Linked DNA regions of Homo sapiens: region 2 is linked to region 1. A link is a loop called in an ENCODE intact Hi-C map of the cell type or tissue named here. Cell type or tissue: left lung. All regions are shown on one strand.

The links. Hi-C counts contacts between places; a loop is a spot of excess contacts. Peaks named below come from ENCODE experiments on the same cell type or tissue, not always from the same donor. Only the 100,000 strongest peaks of a DNase experiment are listed, where the experiment ranks them.
Region 2: a loop joins it to region 1, with 11 times the contacts of the local background. A loop is called at or near these places in 58 of 110 quality-filtered maps.

Annotation. Positions count from the first base shown.
Region 1 is chr1:246,546,986-246,554,985 of GRCh38, forward strand. TFB2M (transcription factor B2, mitochondrial) reads right to left here. Exons shown (of 8, transcript NM_022366.3): 5 at 4,228-4,317; 6 at 1,560-1,622. Among named protein-coding and RNA genes, the nearest start is that of TFB2M, 15 kb to the right of the region's middle. In left lung, no CTCF peak of the experiment used is centred here; no DNase peak of the experiment used is centred here.
Region 2 is chr1:246,676,157-246,684,156 of GRCh38, forward strand. It overlaps LOC102724382 (a long non-coding RNA gene), which reads left to right and starts at 2,597. Exons shown (of 3, transcript XR_949364.3): 1 at 2,597-7,029. In left lung, no CTCF peak of the experiment used is centred here; no DNase peak of the experiment used is centred here.

The DNA of each region.
Region 1 (8,000 bases):
TTTTTTTTTTTTTTTTGAGACAAAGTCTCACTCTGTTATCCAGGCTGGAGTGCAATGGCATAGTCTCAGCTCACTGCAAACTCTGCCTCCCAGGTTCAACTGATTCTCCCACCTCAGCCTCCTGAGTAGCTGGGACTACAGGCGCACGCCACCACACCCAGCTAATTCTTGTATTTTTAGCAGAGATGGGGTTTCAGCACGTTGGCCAGGCTGGTCTCAGACTCTTGACCTCGTGATCCACCCACCTCGGCCTCCCAAAGTGCTGGGATTACAGGTGTGAGCCACCACGTCCGGCCAAGTTTATATTTTTAAGTTGGCCAAAAAAACTTAAGCTTTTCAGCTTCTTGCTGAAAAACTGAGAAAGTATATTATATACAGGATTGTTCATTTGTGGAATATTTGGATAAGTCCCCAATAGTATCCAAATGTACTGTATTAGACAAAATGCATTATTCCTATTCTGTTTTTTGGGACTACATAAATATGCTGTATAAATAGTCAAACAGAACTAAAAGCACAATGATGACTGATCACTCTAAAATCACAACATTGAAAGAAAACTGATAATTTTCTTTTTCCTTTAGTGGCAAGTGTGAGAAAAAAACATAAGTAAGCAAACAAACAAGATCTTCAGACTAAGCTGTTATGCTGAGATTAGGCCATTGTTAGCATTTAATTCGTTTTTTTTTTTTTTAAGCCCCAAACCTTAAAGACAGGCATCTAATTCTAAAGTGAAACTTCTGAATTGAGTCAAAAAATTGTTTTGTGAAACTTTAGCTACTTTATTAGAATTTCACAACTAGCCCTGAGATAAACTAAATGGAGGACTATAACATTGTCACTTTGGTTCTTACGTACAAAGATTAAAAAATGAACAAAAATAAAGGCCTAACTCCTGGGTAAAAATCAAGAAGTACCTATCAGTGAATTCAACCATGTAATAAGAGTAGTAATATCACAATTTTTTTTTTTTTTTTTTTGAGACAGAGTCTCGCTCTGTTGTCAGGCTAGAGTGCAGTGGCACGATCTTGGCTCACTGCAACCTCTGTCTGCCAGGTTCAAGTGATTCTTCTGCTTCAGCGTCCTGAATAGCTGGAATTACAGGCATGCGCCACCACACCCAGCTAAGTTTTGTATTTTTAATAGAGGCGGGGTTTCACCATGTTGGCCAGGGTGGTCCCGATCTCTTGACCTTGAATATCACAAATTTCTAATCGATTAATACGTCATAAAATTTTGTTTCTAATTAATCGAATTAGATAAATATTAAAATGATTTTATTTTCCAAATTTGAAATGTACCTTCATTTCAAAAGATATAAGAAGAGAACTCAGATTCTGTTTTTAAGCCTATTACTATGCTAGCATCCATTGTATAACAGCTGATAACTCTTCCAAAATACTTTTGATTCATTAAAAGTAGTAAGATATGTTTAAAGAATGTTTCTAGATATTTTAAAATTAAAAAGTTAAATACAGACTACCAAATAGTCCTAAAAAAATAAAATAAAAAATACGTCACGTAGGGAGAAAAAGGAAAAGGTATTATTTTATTCTTACCCTACGCTTTGGGTTTTCCAGCGGCCCTTTCCGGGTGTATATATCAAATGATGACCAAGGCTCCTGGGGAAGAAAAACAAAGCAAAACAACATCTTTTATTTCTCTTTGGTCAAAGTGCCCCAGTTATTACTTCCTTAAAAAACACCTTGCCTAAATAAGAGAATGGTCAGTCTAATTGGATTTAAAAGAAACATGTTATAGCTAAATAATACACATCTCTCTCCTTAATTTTTTTAAAGAGGAGGAGGATCAAAAGTCTACCCAAATACTAGTACCTCTTTTCCTTATTAAACATGACTTCGCCTGTTATGCAATTACGCAAATAAGTATTTGTTATAATTTTTACCACTCAATATTTCCATATCACAGTCAGAATCAGCAGTTTAAGGGATATTAGATTAATGCTGAGGATTTCTTTTTGCCCTACTTCAGTGGAAAAGCCTACTAATCAAACTATTTGAATATGTTAGAACATATATGGAAATAAACAAATAAAGATACTAGTGTCGACCAGGTGCTGTGGTTCATGCCTATAATCCCAGCACTTTGGGAGGCCAAAGTGGGAGGGTTGCTTGAGCCTGGGAGCTGGAGTTTGCAGTAAGCCACTGTACTCCAGCCTGGGAAACAGAGTGAGACCCTATCCAAAAACAACAATAACAAAAACCTAGTGTCAATTTTAAAATGGATCACTATTTTTCGGTATCTATCTTTTGTAAGAGAATTTTGTGCATAAGGCAATTTTAAGAGATGATCCGGTCAGGCACAGTGGCTCATGCCTGTAATCCCAGCACTTTGGGAGGCTGAGGGAGGAGGACCGCTTGAGCTCAGGGGTTCAAGGCCAGCCTGGGCAACATGGTGAAACCCTGTCTCTTCAACAAATACAAAAATTAGCTGGGTGTGGTGGTGTATGCCTGCAGTCCCAGCTCTTTGGGAGGCTGAGGCGGGAGGATTGCTTAAGCCTGGGAGGCGGAGGTTGCAGTGAGCCGGGATTGTGCTGGTGCACTCCAACCTGGGCTGACAGAGTGAGATCGTGTCTCAAAATAAAAAACCGACCCACCTGAAAAAGTATTCTCTATTAAAAAAACTATACATACCCATAACCATATTAAATTCCAAAATAAGAGTGGGTTAAAATAGATCTGACATAGGCTTAAAAGACTAAACAATATTGAACACAAGGTCTGAAAGGCTACTGTCAAGTAACAATTTATTATTAACTGCAGGGGCAATGAGAGTGGCTAAAACATATAATTGTGGCCAAATTGTGAAATTCCTAGCAGTTCCAGGAATGTCACTTTAAGTGGGGGAAGAAAAGCACCATCAGCCGTGCACAATGAGTACTGCCACTTCCCACACGCCTGGTCGAGCCTCAACAGCTTTCCCCTCATCAAGCACAGTGGAGGAAAACCTGCAAGACACTGGGAATTGACTTCAACAACTTACTCTACAGATGTAGACACACAGTGGAGCAAGTGCTGAGAAACGTTAGGTCCAGAAAGACCTTTCCTTTCTGGAGTTTAGTAAATGGCAAAACCTAACACGGGACCTTTGAAAGCAAATACTAAGGGAACAAGAAGACGAAAACATTCTGCAAGCTAAAGTCCTCAGAGGGCCTCTCTGAAGAAACTAGCTGAAAGCTACCAGGACAGAAGACTTGAGATGAAAGTCAACAGAATGAGACAAGATCAGTGGGTAAGGAAGAATTTTAGAGAAACCAAGAACTATAGTACTGAGAGTACAATATACAGTGCAGGCAGAAAGCAGAATCAGTGATGTGAAGACTAAGTGTGAAGAGATTCTGGGAATGGAGAAAAATGATGAGAGCATGACAGACACGAAAGACAAGGATCAGAGATCCAACCTAAGAACCTCAAATGTTTTTGAGGGGAAAAAAAAAGAATTGGAACAAAAGCTAAAATCAAATGAGATAACATTCCTGAGCTTAAAAAAAAAATACAGCAAGGTGCAGACTGAAGACCTCAGCATATTCTCAGGCGGAAGCAGTGACGAGAACACGTGAAGATCCACATTGTAAATATTTAAAAATTAGAGCCAGGGCCAGGCGCAGTGGCTCACGCCTGTAATCCCAGCACTTTAAGAGGCTGAGGCGGGTAGATCACCTGAGGTCAGGAGCTCAAGGCCAGCCTGGCCAATGTGGTGAAACCTGTCTCTACCGAAAATACAAAAATTAGCAAGGTGTGGCGGTGCACGCCTGTAGTCCCAGCTACTCGGGAGGCCGAGGCAGGGGAATTGCTTGAATACAGGATGTAGAGGTTGCAGTGAGCCGAGATCGAACCACTGCTCCCCAGCCTGGGTGACTTGAGTGAGACTCCATCTCAAAAAATAAAAAAATAAAAAATAGAGCCAGGTGCAGTGGGTCATGCCTGTAATCCCAGTGATCTGGGAGGCTAAGGCAGAAGGATCACTTGAGGCCAGGAGTTCAAGACCAGGCTGGGCAATATTCTTAAACATTTTAAAACTTAGCCAGGCATGGTGGCGCCTGGCTGTAGTCCCAGCTACTCCAGAGGCTAAGGTGAGAGGATCACTTGAGTCCAGTAGTTCAAGGCTGCAGCAAGCTATGATTGTGCCACTGCACTCCAGCCTGGGCAACATAATGAGACCCTGTCGCTAAAGAAAAACGTTTTTAAACAGAAGGATTTTACTCACCATGTGCAGAACCTTAATCTCACAAGCTAATTGCCAGATAACACTTAATACATGATACAAGTCTGGATTTCCGGGATCTGCCATTAGTTTCTAGTAAAAGGAAAATAAAAATTACATGTTATACACATCTATAATCAATTAAAAACAAATGCTGACTCTTAATAGGACTATCTTAATGGCATCTAGACATTTAAGAAAAGAAAACTAGAATTAGATGCAAAAAGCCGGGTGCAGCGGTGCACGCCTGTAGTCCCAGCTACTCGAAAGGCTGAGGCAAGGGGACTGCTTGAGCCCAGGCATTTGGGCGTTCCGTGTGAGATGATCGTGCCTGTGAATAGCCACAGCACTCCGGCAGGGGCAACGGCAGGGCACGCGGGGTCACGCTTGTAATTCCAGCACTTTGGGAGGCCAAGGTGGGAGGATGCTTGAGCCTAGAAGTTCAAGACCAGCCTGGGCAACATAGTGAGACCGCATCTCTTAAAAAACAACAACACACAAGTGTTAAGGCTGACTTGAAAGGACGAGGTTACCTCAACGAATGGGAAGGCACTCCGCAGACAAGAAACCACATGTGAAAAGGTCCACGGCAAAAGAGGCATGGGCCAGTGGAATATAACCCTAGCAGCAGGAATCTAACACAGCACTTCCTATTCTTCTCCTTGTCTTTCCTTTGTTGAATAGCGTATGCACAGCCCCAAGGTCCTGAGGCCCTCGCTGTCTTTCCATGGCTAGCAAATATGTATTTACTAAATGGGTCTGGGGGAGCAAATCATCCCTTCATTTTTTGCCCCACTATCCTAATCCATAGCAATACAAATAAGCATTATAAAAATCTTAATCTTCTTTGAGTCTTAATAGTACTATCTTAATAGCATCTAGAAATTTAAGCAGAGAAAACTAGAATTAGATACAAAAAGCTGGGTGCAGTGGTGTGCACATGTAGTCCCAGCTACTCGAAAGGCTGAGGCAAGGGGACTGCTTGAGTCTAGGAGTTTGGGGGTTCAGTGTGAGATGACCGTGCCTGTGAAAAGCCATAGCACTCCAGCATGGGCAACACAGCAAGACAAACAAGCATTTCCCGTCAAACTGGATTAACAGATCAATAACATGAAACATTCTGGGCAGAAAAGAAAGATGACACTCATAGCGAGATCAAGGTTGTCAGGAAGACCTTCCATTACAGAGAATTGAACTAGAGTCTCAAATCTTAGGCTCGGTGTAATGGCTCACAACTGTAATCCTAGCACTTTGGGAGGCCGAGGCAGGAGAATCACTTGAAGACAGGAGTTCAAGACCACCCTGAACAACACAGCATGACCCTGTCACTACAAAAATAAACTACCTGGGTGTGGTGGTGTGCACAGGTGGTCCCAGCTACAGGGAGGCTGAGGCAGGAGTGTCACTTGAGCCCAGGAGTTTGAGGCTGCAGTGAGCTATGAACATACCACGACATTCAAGCCTGGGCAACAGAGCAAGACCCTGTCTCTAAAAAAATTTCTTTTAATGTTTTAAAGTTAAAAAAAATAATTATAATACCCCTTAAATATTAAAAAAAAATCCTGTTAAAACTAATAAATTCAGCTGAGTATGGTAGCTCACACTTGTAATCCCAGCATTTTGGGAGGCCGAGGGAGGAGGATCACTTAAGCCCAGGTGTTTGAGACCAGCCTGGGCAACAAAGTGAGACACTGTCTCTATTTAAAAACAAAGGGAGGGAAAAAAAACCTGGCTGGGCGCTGTGGCTCATACCTGTAATCCCAGCACTTTGGGAGGCTGAGGCAGGCGGATCATGAGGTCACCAGTTTGAGACTAGCCTGACCAACATGGTGAAACCCCATCTGTACTAAAAATACAAAAAAAGTAGCTGGGCATGGTGGCGCGTGCCTGTAATCCCAGCTATTCAGGAGGCTGAGGCAGGAGAATCACTTAAACTGGGAGGCGGAGGTTGCAGTGAGCCGGGATTGCGCCACTGCACTCCAGCCTGGGCGACAGAGCAAGACTCCGTCTAAAAAAAACAAAACAAAACAAAAAACCTAATAAATTCAGCAAAGCTGCAGGATACAAAAATCAGTTGCATTTTTATGCACTACCAACGGACAATTCGAAAAACAATTCCATTTACAATAGCACCAAAAGTAACTTAAAAGCTAGTAATTAAAAACACAAATAAATGGAGGCCAGGCACAGTGGCTCACACCTGCAATCCCAGCACCTCAGGAGACTGAGGTAGAAGGATCACTTGAACCCAGAAGTTCAAGACCAGCCTGAGCAACGTGGTAAAACCATCTCTACAAAAAAGACAATAATCAGCCAGGCACGGGGGTGCACGCCTGTAGTCCCACCTACTGGGGAGGTTGAGGTGGAAGCATCACCTGAGCCTGGGAGGTCAAGGCTTCAGTGAGCTGTGATCCTGCCACTGCACTCCAGCCTGGGCGACAGTGAGACCCTGTGTCAAACAAAAATGAAAACAACAACAACAACAAAACCCACAAATAAATGGAAAGACATTTCATGTTCGTGGATTGGAAGATTTAATATTGAATACTGTTAAGATGCCACTACCACCCAAAGCAATCTCCAGATTCAACGCAATCCCTAGGAAAATCCTAACGCATTTTGGAGAAACAGAAAAATCCAGCCTAAAATCCATATAGAATCTCGAGGAAACTCAAATAGCCTAAACAATCATTAAAAAGAATAAATTTGGATGAATCAGCCCCTGATTTCAAAACTTACCAAGGTAACAGTAGCAACACAGTGTTGTCTTGGCCTAAGGACAAATATTTAGATCAATAGAATACAATAGAGCCCAGAAATAAACGCGTACACATATGGTCAAATCATTTCTGACACCAACGCCAAAGCCATTTAATGGCAGTAAAGAACAGTCTTTCCACAAACGGTGCTGGGAAAACTAGATCAAAGAATGAAGCTGGACACTGAAACCATAAGCAAAATTTACTGAAAATGGATCAAAGACCTAAACAAGAGCCAAAACTATAAAACTCTTAGAAGAAAACACAAGGAAACCTTCACAACACTGGATTTGGCAATGATCTATTAGCTACGACACAGGTCCCCAATCCCCGGGCCACGAACTGATACCAGTCCGTGTCCTGTTAGAAACTGGGCCACACAGCAGGAAGTGAGCGGCAGGTGAACAGGCGAGGCGTCATCCGTATTTATAGCCGCTCCCCACCGTTCACATCACCGCCTGAGCTCCACCTCCTCTCAGATCAGCAGCCGCCTTAGATTCTCATAGGAACACAATCCCTATTGCGCATGCGAAGGATCTGGGTTTTGCAAGGGCCTTATGAGAATCTAATCCCGATGATCTGTCACTATCTCCTGTCACCCGCAAGTAGGACCATCTAGTTTCAGGAAAACTAGCTCAGTGTTCCCACTGATTCTACATTATGGTGAGTTGTATAATTATTTCATTATATATTACAATGTAATAATAATAGAAATAAAGTGCACAATAAATGTGATGCACTTGAATCATCCTGAAACCATCCCCGCCGCCATCCACGTAAAAACTGTCTTCCACAAAACTGGTCCCTGGTGCCAAAGATGTTGGGGACCGCCCAGCTACGTATGATACCAAAGGCACAGGCAACAAAAGAGAAAAAAAGACAAAGTTGACTTCATCAAAATGAAAAACTTTGGGCATCAAAGGACACAATTAACAGGGTTAAAAGGCAACCCATAGAATGGGAGAAAATATTTGTAAATCATGTATGATAAGAGATTAATATCCAGAATATATAAAG
Region 2 (8,000 bases), 130 kb after region 1:
TCCCAGGTTCACCCTATTCTCCTGCCTCAGCCTCCTGAGTAGCTGGGACTACAGGCACGCGCCACCACGCCCAGTTAATTTTTTTGTATTTTTAGTACAGACGGGGTTTCACCGTGTTAGCCAGGATGGTCTCCATCTTCTGACCTCGTGATCTGCCCGCCTCCGCCTCCCAAAGTGCTGGGATTACAGCACCGGGCCCTGCCAGTTTCTTTCTTTCTTTTTTTGTTTTTTTTTTTGAGACAGAGTCTCGTTCTGTTGCCCAGGCTGGAGTGCAGTGGTACAGTCTTGGTTCACTGCAACCTCCGTCTCCCGGGTTCTCCTGCCTCAGCCTCGTGAGTAGCTGGGACTGCAGGTGCGTACCACCATGCCTGGCTAATTTTTGTATTTTTAGTAGAGACGGGGTTTCACCATGTTGGTCAGGCTGGTCTCGAACTCCTGACCTTGTGTTCTGCCCGCCTCGGCCTCCCAAAGTGCTGGGATTACAGGCTTGAGCCACCACGCCCGGCTGACAGTTTCTTATAAAGCTAAATATGCATCTATTGCATGACCCAGCAATTCCACAGCTAGATTTTTACCTAAGAGAGATGACAACGTGTCCACACAAATGTTCACAGCAGCTTTATCCATAACAGCCAAAAAATGGAAACACTCCAATATCCATCACCGATACAAGAGACTACTTACTATTCAGCAACAAAAAAGAACGATCTATGGACACATAAGTGACATAGATGGATCTCAAAGTAATTTTTCTGGGTGAAAGAAGCCAGAAGCAACAGAGTACACATCACATGTTTCTGTTTATCTAAAGTTTTAGGAAATGCAAACCAATCCATAGCAACAGAAACAGATCGGTGTTTCTCTGAGGGGCAAAGGATGGAGGGAGGATGAATATACATCTTTCAAAGCTCATTGAGTTACGTACTTTATTTTTTATTTTTCTTTTTTTCAGAATCACTTGGATTTGGAGAGCTGCGCACTTTAAATGAATGCAGTTATGTACATAAGTCATACCTCAATAAAGTTGTTAAAAATATGTTCAGGCCAGGCGCAGTGGCTCACGCCTGTAATCTCAGCACTTAGGGAGGCCGAGCCAGGTGGATCATCTGAGGTCAGGAGTTCCAGACCAGCCTGACAAACATAATGAAGCCCCATCTCTACTAAAAATACAGAAACAAATTAGCCAGGCATGGTGGTGCATGCCTGTAATCCCAGCTACTTGGGAGGCTGAGGCAGGAGAATCACTTGAACCCAGGAGGCGGAGGTTGCAGTGGGTCGAGATCGCACCATTGCACTCCAGCCTGGGCAACAAGAGCAAAATTCTGTCTCAAAAAAAAAAGTATATATACACATGTATATATATATATATACACACATATACTTGGAATATATATATTTGGACTATATATATATATTTGGAATTTTATATATGTGGAATATATATATGTTCAGTTTGTAGCCTTATGGGATCTCAAAGTAATATATGATGGCCAAGGGAACCCCTACTGTATGACAGAATATCTTATTTCCTTTCACTGTTTTTGCTTAGTTGGGTTAGAAAAAAAATTTTGGTGACCTCCAAGTACCAGCCCTCATTTGTGTAAGACCTAACTGCCCAACTAGCTACTTACATAGTGTTGCAATCCTCTTATTTTTCTTTATTTCTGTCTGAAGTCTCTCCACTGCTTTTAGATCCTTCTAGTTTCTTCTGAAATGTTGAGATGGCAATTTAAAACCATGCTTTTTTTCTACTTGATGTGGCAGTCCAAATTCCAAATCCAATCTAATTATAGACATTCTGTAAGGACAACCTGATCTCCCTCTGGCCGGAATGCATTGATCAAAAGTGAGGTTTCATGATTTTATTGCTTTTCTTAATTGCCTGGGATCAAGGGTCAGGAAGGAGAGATAGGCACTTAGGGAGTGGAGGCAGCTGACATCATCCACCAGAATGACGACAGCCCATAAATGGCTGGTTCTTATTTTCCAAGTACAAGGTTGAGGGTTGGCAAAATCTCTACTAAACAAAGAAGAAGAAACTCTTTGCCTAAGCTTCCAATCTGCATAGGAACTTGGTCCTAAAGGGACTGTAAATGTAAATAATCTTTTCCCCCCACCTCTCCTCCCCACCCCCACCCCCAACCATTTCTTTTTCTTTTTTTTTCTTAAGTGGGAAAACCTAAATTATTGGGATAGGAATAGTAGTTGAGCCAACTCTGGAGAGGAGCCTTTTGTCATATAGGGTGGTTTTCTGGTACGTAAGAGCCGGAGCGGGGAAGCAGTCCTGCAGTCCTAGGGCTGGAATCTTGATGATTCCACATCAACTAGGTGTGCAGCCTCCACTCTGGACTCCAGTCTCCTCATCTGTACAATCTCTTTTTTTTTTTTGAGACAGAGTCTTGCTCTGTTGCCCAGGCTGGAATACAGTGGTGCGATCTCGGCTCACTGCAACCTCCGCCTCCCGGGTTCAAACGATTCTCCTGCCTCAGCCTCCTAAATAGCTGGGATTACAGGCACGCGCCACCACGCCCGGCTAAGTTTTGTATTTTTAGTAGAGACGAGGTTTCACCATCTTGGTCAGGCTGGTCTCGAACTCCTGACCTTGTAATCCAGCCCCCTCGGCCTCCCAAAGTACTGGGAATACAGGCATGAGCCACTGCGCCCAGCCCCTCATCTGTACAATTTCTAAGATAACTCCAAACTTTAAAATCCTCTTATTCTTTGAATATCCAGAAGTGTTCGACTTTCCACCGCTGAGAAAAGACAGCCTGGATGTCTGTACTTGGTGGGTGGGTGAGTGTAATCACTGGGTTGGGTAGGATGGGAGTTCTTTGAAGCTGTACATGGGGGTCAGAGGTGGAAGAAATGAAACGATCTGTAGAATTTGAAGCACTCGCTGTGCCCATAGCCCCCTTGTAAAGAAGAGCCTGCCACAGATCGCTGCTTCTCAATAAGGTTTGATGCTTTTCCTTACATTATCCTGCAAACCTAGTCACAGGTGATTAGACTGGGGCACTGGGGCCTTGGCCTGATGCACGCCTTGAAGCTTGAACCTGAAGAAGGACAGTGACTTGGATGAGAACGGGTTCTTTGGGGGCAGTTTTTGTCTCTGGAACAACATAGAATCAGGAACTTTTGTGGAAGTATCTGCCCAGGCAGGTCATGTCTCAGATGATTTCGGTTTGGAGCACGGAGTCTGTATCTGGCCGTGGCAGTCAGAAGAAGCAGACGCTGGGGCCGTTGTCAGGGAAACAGCATAAGGCTGAAGAGTCTAGAAGCAGCAGAACCACTAGACAGCCAGAAAGGCTCGCTCTTGAGAGCCACCAAGAGCTAGAACCCAAACAACGTTCCAGTTCTGGAGGACCTGGCCCCGGGAGCATACTACCCCTTGTTATATGTGCTCCTTACACAGGCAACCTGGGAAAGAGTCTAGTTCCTGCCCCTGGAGACCAGCTGCAGCACAGATGTTGTGTGTAAGCCTTGTCTGGCTCTTTAAAGTTGTGTTATTTGGGGATTATTGGGCAGTGTTAATTTGCTCTGTTGTATCAGAGATGAGGCTGGGCTCCGAGCAGTTTCAGTGACTTACTTGAGACCAAGAGCAGCACAGCTGACGGAGGATTTTCCACTTCAAATTTGAGAAGTTGAAAATACCTGTAGGGCATTTCTCCTGGGATCACCACTGCATCCTTCTCCTCCTGCTCTTTTGTGACCTAGAACTTTGTGCCTTTGATCACTGTTACTCTGGGTCTTACACATGGAAAAAGACAACAGAGGCAGTTACTGTGTATCTGCAGGCCACGGGCAGTGAGGCAGTTAGCATGGAGTTGTCCTGTGTTTGTGTGAGTTTCTCTGGGGGATCCTGGTAAGAAGGCAGAGGGTTTCCCTGGCAGACCTGTGTCTGTTCTGTGCCTAGGGCTGCCAGATGAAATACAGGATGCTCAGGGATTGCACCAGACATTCTTGGACTAAAAATAATTTGTTTATCTTAAATGCAAACTTAATTGGGCATCCTATATTTTTTGTCTGCTAAGTCTGGCAATTCTGTCAGTGCCACAGTGTGTTATAGAAGCTGAAGACCACAGGAGACAGGGTCATCAGGGCCAGAGGAGCAGAGGGGATCCGTCTCCAGAAGCAGCCTTCAGCCCCCATCGTAGTTCCTAAGCAGCCCAGGGTCTTGAGTCTGCAAACAGAAGACGGTATCGGCACAGCCATGACAGCAGTACGTCTGCAAAGGGCAGGATGTGATCACAATGCGTTGGCATTTGTGGAACAAGACTCTGAGTCTGCAGAATTTAAACCGTTTTTAATCTTTCACAAAAGTGGAAATGTAGTCATAGCTTAGAATGTGATGAAAAAAAACCCCAAAAACTGAGTACTCTACCTGAAGTGAAAAACCTTCTGAACGTGGCTGTGTGTGCTGTTTGTCCTATAGTGGCAGTCACGGTGGCCCAAATTCACAGAATTGTGTGTGTCACTCCTAGTTTGCAGATAGCACCAGCTAAAAACACAGTTAGGAGATATGGCCTATAATTGCCATTTGTTCTGGCTCTTAGATCATCTTATTTTTATTCCGATCTTGTTCCAGAGATGAGATTGCTGGCTGCACCCAGCCGACACTCAATGATTCACTGTGAAAAAAGATGGCGTTTTCGCTTGCCCTGTTCCTAGGCTTAGCTTCCATTGCCTCTGCTTGTCAGCAACAGCTGTTGGCCCCTCTGCCCTTGCGGGACCAGCTCCTCTGGATGAGCGCTTTCGTCTTTGTCCGACCCTCTTTCAGGACAGCAACTCCCACTTGGTGTTAAACATCATTGCTCATAAATAGAAGTGCATTTGGATTAGCTGTGGCCAAGGTCCATCTGGTCTCTTTCCTTCTGCATAGAGTGATGAATTGGCTAAAGGACAAGAAGGGAAGGGTAGAGCAGCTGGTGAGGCGGTCACCACAGAACCAAGCCTTGTCTGTGTGCGATGCAGGTTTCCTTGTGCAGAATGAGCTTGAGTGACCCGGGAGGCACCCTCCCCTACAGCCCCTTGGCCATTGTGGGAAGGAAAAGCAGATTCTAATACAGGACACAGCAAACATCATGTTTGTCTTCATGTCTGCAAAGCATGCTGGATTTGTCCAAGGAAAAAGCAAGTAAAAATAGAGAAAAAGGAAATGAGCACTCATTTTAGAAATAATGCTTTTTTTTTTTTTTTTTTGAGACGGGGTTGCCCAGGTCTGAGTGCAGTAGCGTGACCACAGCTCACTGCTGTCTCCATCTCCCACTGCACCCAGTGAGACAATGGCTTTTTTTTTTTTTTGAGACAGTCTCACTCTGTTGCCCAGGCTGGAGTGCAGTGGTGTGATCTTGGCTCACTGAAACCTCTGCCTCCTGGGTTCAAGTGATTCTCCTGCCTCAGCCTCCCGAGTAGCTGGGATTACAGGCATGTGCCACCACACCCAGCTAATATTTGTATTTTTAGTAAAGACAGGGTTTCACCATGTTGGCCAGGCTGCTGTCTCAAACTCCTGACCTCAAGTGATCTGCCCGCCTGGACTTCCCAAAGTGCTGGGATTACAGGTGTGAGCCACCGTGCCCAGCCGAGATAATGTATATTGATGAGTATGTACACATGTGTGTATTTTTTCTTTTAGCTAGTGACGAGTCTGGCAGGCCATAAACACTTAAGGGATCAATAATTTAATAATAAACACAAATGGAATTGTTGCAGGCATAAAAGAACAAAAATCTGCAAATGGAGGCCTGGGAGAGGGCAGGCTCTGGGGGAGATGGGAGCCAGCTGTCAGTAAAAGCCTTCACCAACAGGCTTTTGCTCTGTGGCTGCAGTTCCCTTTCCCAGCAGCCCCGAGGTGGGTCTCCAGGGAGCCCTCCACAGCAGCCCTTCTGTGACCTCATGCGCTGATGGTTGTCTCAGCTACAGGAGTGGAAGGCGCAGCCAAGCAGCCGCTGGTATTTCTGTGTTGCATATGGGCTGGGGTCCCTCCTGTCCTTCTCTCCTACACGATCCCAGATCTGATTTCTAATGGTGTTGTATTTCCTCCCTAAATCATTTTTCAATAGTATTTTTGTTCTTCTGTGGGATACAGAAGAACTTTTTTTTCCTATTGCAATAAGGACAAGTAAACAAGTCAGAAGCCTCAGAAGACCTCAAGAGAGAAATCACAGCCTTCAATTCCTGGTCCCTTTCTGAAACCTCAGCTCTTGATTCACTTAATTTCAAGGAGAATTGTTTTATGACTACGCCAAGCTGACCCAAAGACCCCTGGGAAGCACGTGGCCCATCAGAGGGAAGGGCTAGGCCCTGGGGCTGGAAAGGATGCAGAGCCTGTTTTCAACAATTACGTCTACATTTTCCAAGAGATTAAACCGATTGGAAGCCAAGCATTGGAGAAGAGATCTTTTGTCTTCCTTGGCAACATTTCTGAAATCTACAGATAGGGATGAGGAAGTGAGGCACATTTTTCATCTGTTCCAACAAACTGCCAATGGAATGGCTGACATGCCATTTTAGTGTATGTCATCTCTCCCGTGTTCCGTCATCACTGAGGGTCAGCTGGGCCCTGCCCTTGAATACAGCACAGGGCTGGTGTCATGGAGCCGGCCTTCCTTACACTAATGAACCGCAGGAGCCTCCCCTTGTCCCTTGCCTGGGGGGAACTAATGGCATTGCAGGGCAAAGGCTCAGCAGGGACCCTGTAGATAGAGGATAGATCGGCACCCAGGCGTCTTACAGGGTGGACCCCATGCTGGCAGGGTGGGAAGCCAGAGAAAAGAGGCTTGGAAGAAGCAAAGGGAACTCTCAAGAGGGTGCAGAGATGAACGTGGCTTGCACCTGGAGAATTCCCAGCCAATGTGAGCTTGACGCCCCTCTCCTTTCCACCAATCAGATGGCACTACCACCTCCTCCTAATTCCTCTACCAATGAAAACTAGGTTCCTTTACCTTATCCACCAATCAGGGCTTTGGACAAAGAATAATCTTATCAAACCCCACATGGATTCACACGCATCTGGTAGCTTGGTTGTTGGTAAGTCTCTGCATGGCAAGCTGGGTCTCCAAGTCTTTATTGTTATGCTTCTATCGTTTGGAGGCAGAAGGGGAGATGGGAGAGCTAAAAGCCCAGGTCCCTTTCTTCCCTGAAAACCCTGAAAAAAGTTTCTGCCTATGTGAAAAAGAAGGGGTTTAGTGGACAGTCATCATAAGCCAACAGTGATATGTGGGCGTCATGCTAATGCCGTGGCTTAGGCTGCACTGATACACATTTATCAAACCAATACATTGCCAACGGAATGGCTGACACGCCGCTTTAATGTATGTCATCTCTGTGTTCGGTGAGCGCAGTGATGTCCTTCAAGGAAGGACTTGTTGCCTTGGCTGCTGCGCTGCCATGAGCGGGGCTCTGACTATGGTGAGATTAGCTGGTGACCTCGCACCCGTCATACCAGTTGGGCTGTAATGACTCCTAGAGACAGTCGCTCAAGATAGCTCTGTGTGTTTGTTTCATAAATAAGCTCCATGGCAAATTCGCATTGTTTTTCCCCAAATAAGCAATTCCGAAGGCTGGGCCTTCACTGAGAGCTTGCATCTCTGCATAAACTGCCTCTGGGCTTTGGGACCTGCTTTAGCTTCCAGGAGCTGCTCTTCAAGACCACATTCCTCCCCAGAGCAGCCCTGTCAACATCCAGGGACAGATGAAAGCCCGAGTATGAAGACCTGACCATCTCCCCCGAAATCAGGAAACTCTGAAGAGCATTCTAGCTCCAAAGATTCCTGTGGGTTGGCTGGGGCTGTCCTTGGACCTGTAGTACAGCCCAGGTCCTCCCACTGCCCACACCCGCTCTTGCCTCCTCTCTTACACAGGTGTTGGTCTGAGGGCACTTGTACAGGCTAAACTCCATCTGAGTCCGCTTCCCAGGAAAACCAGCCTGCAGGGAAACCATGCCAGTTCTCTGTGCTACTTGCATCTCCCTTGCAGAGCTGCCTTCAGAATCTGGACAA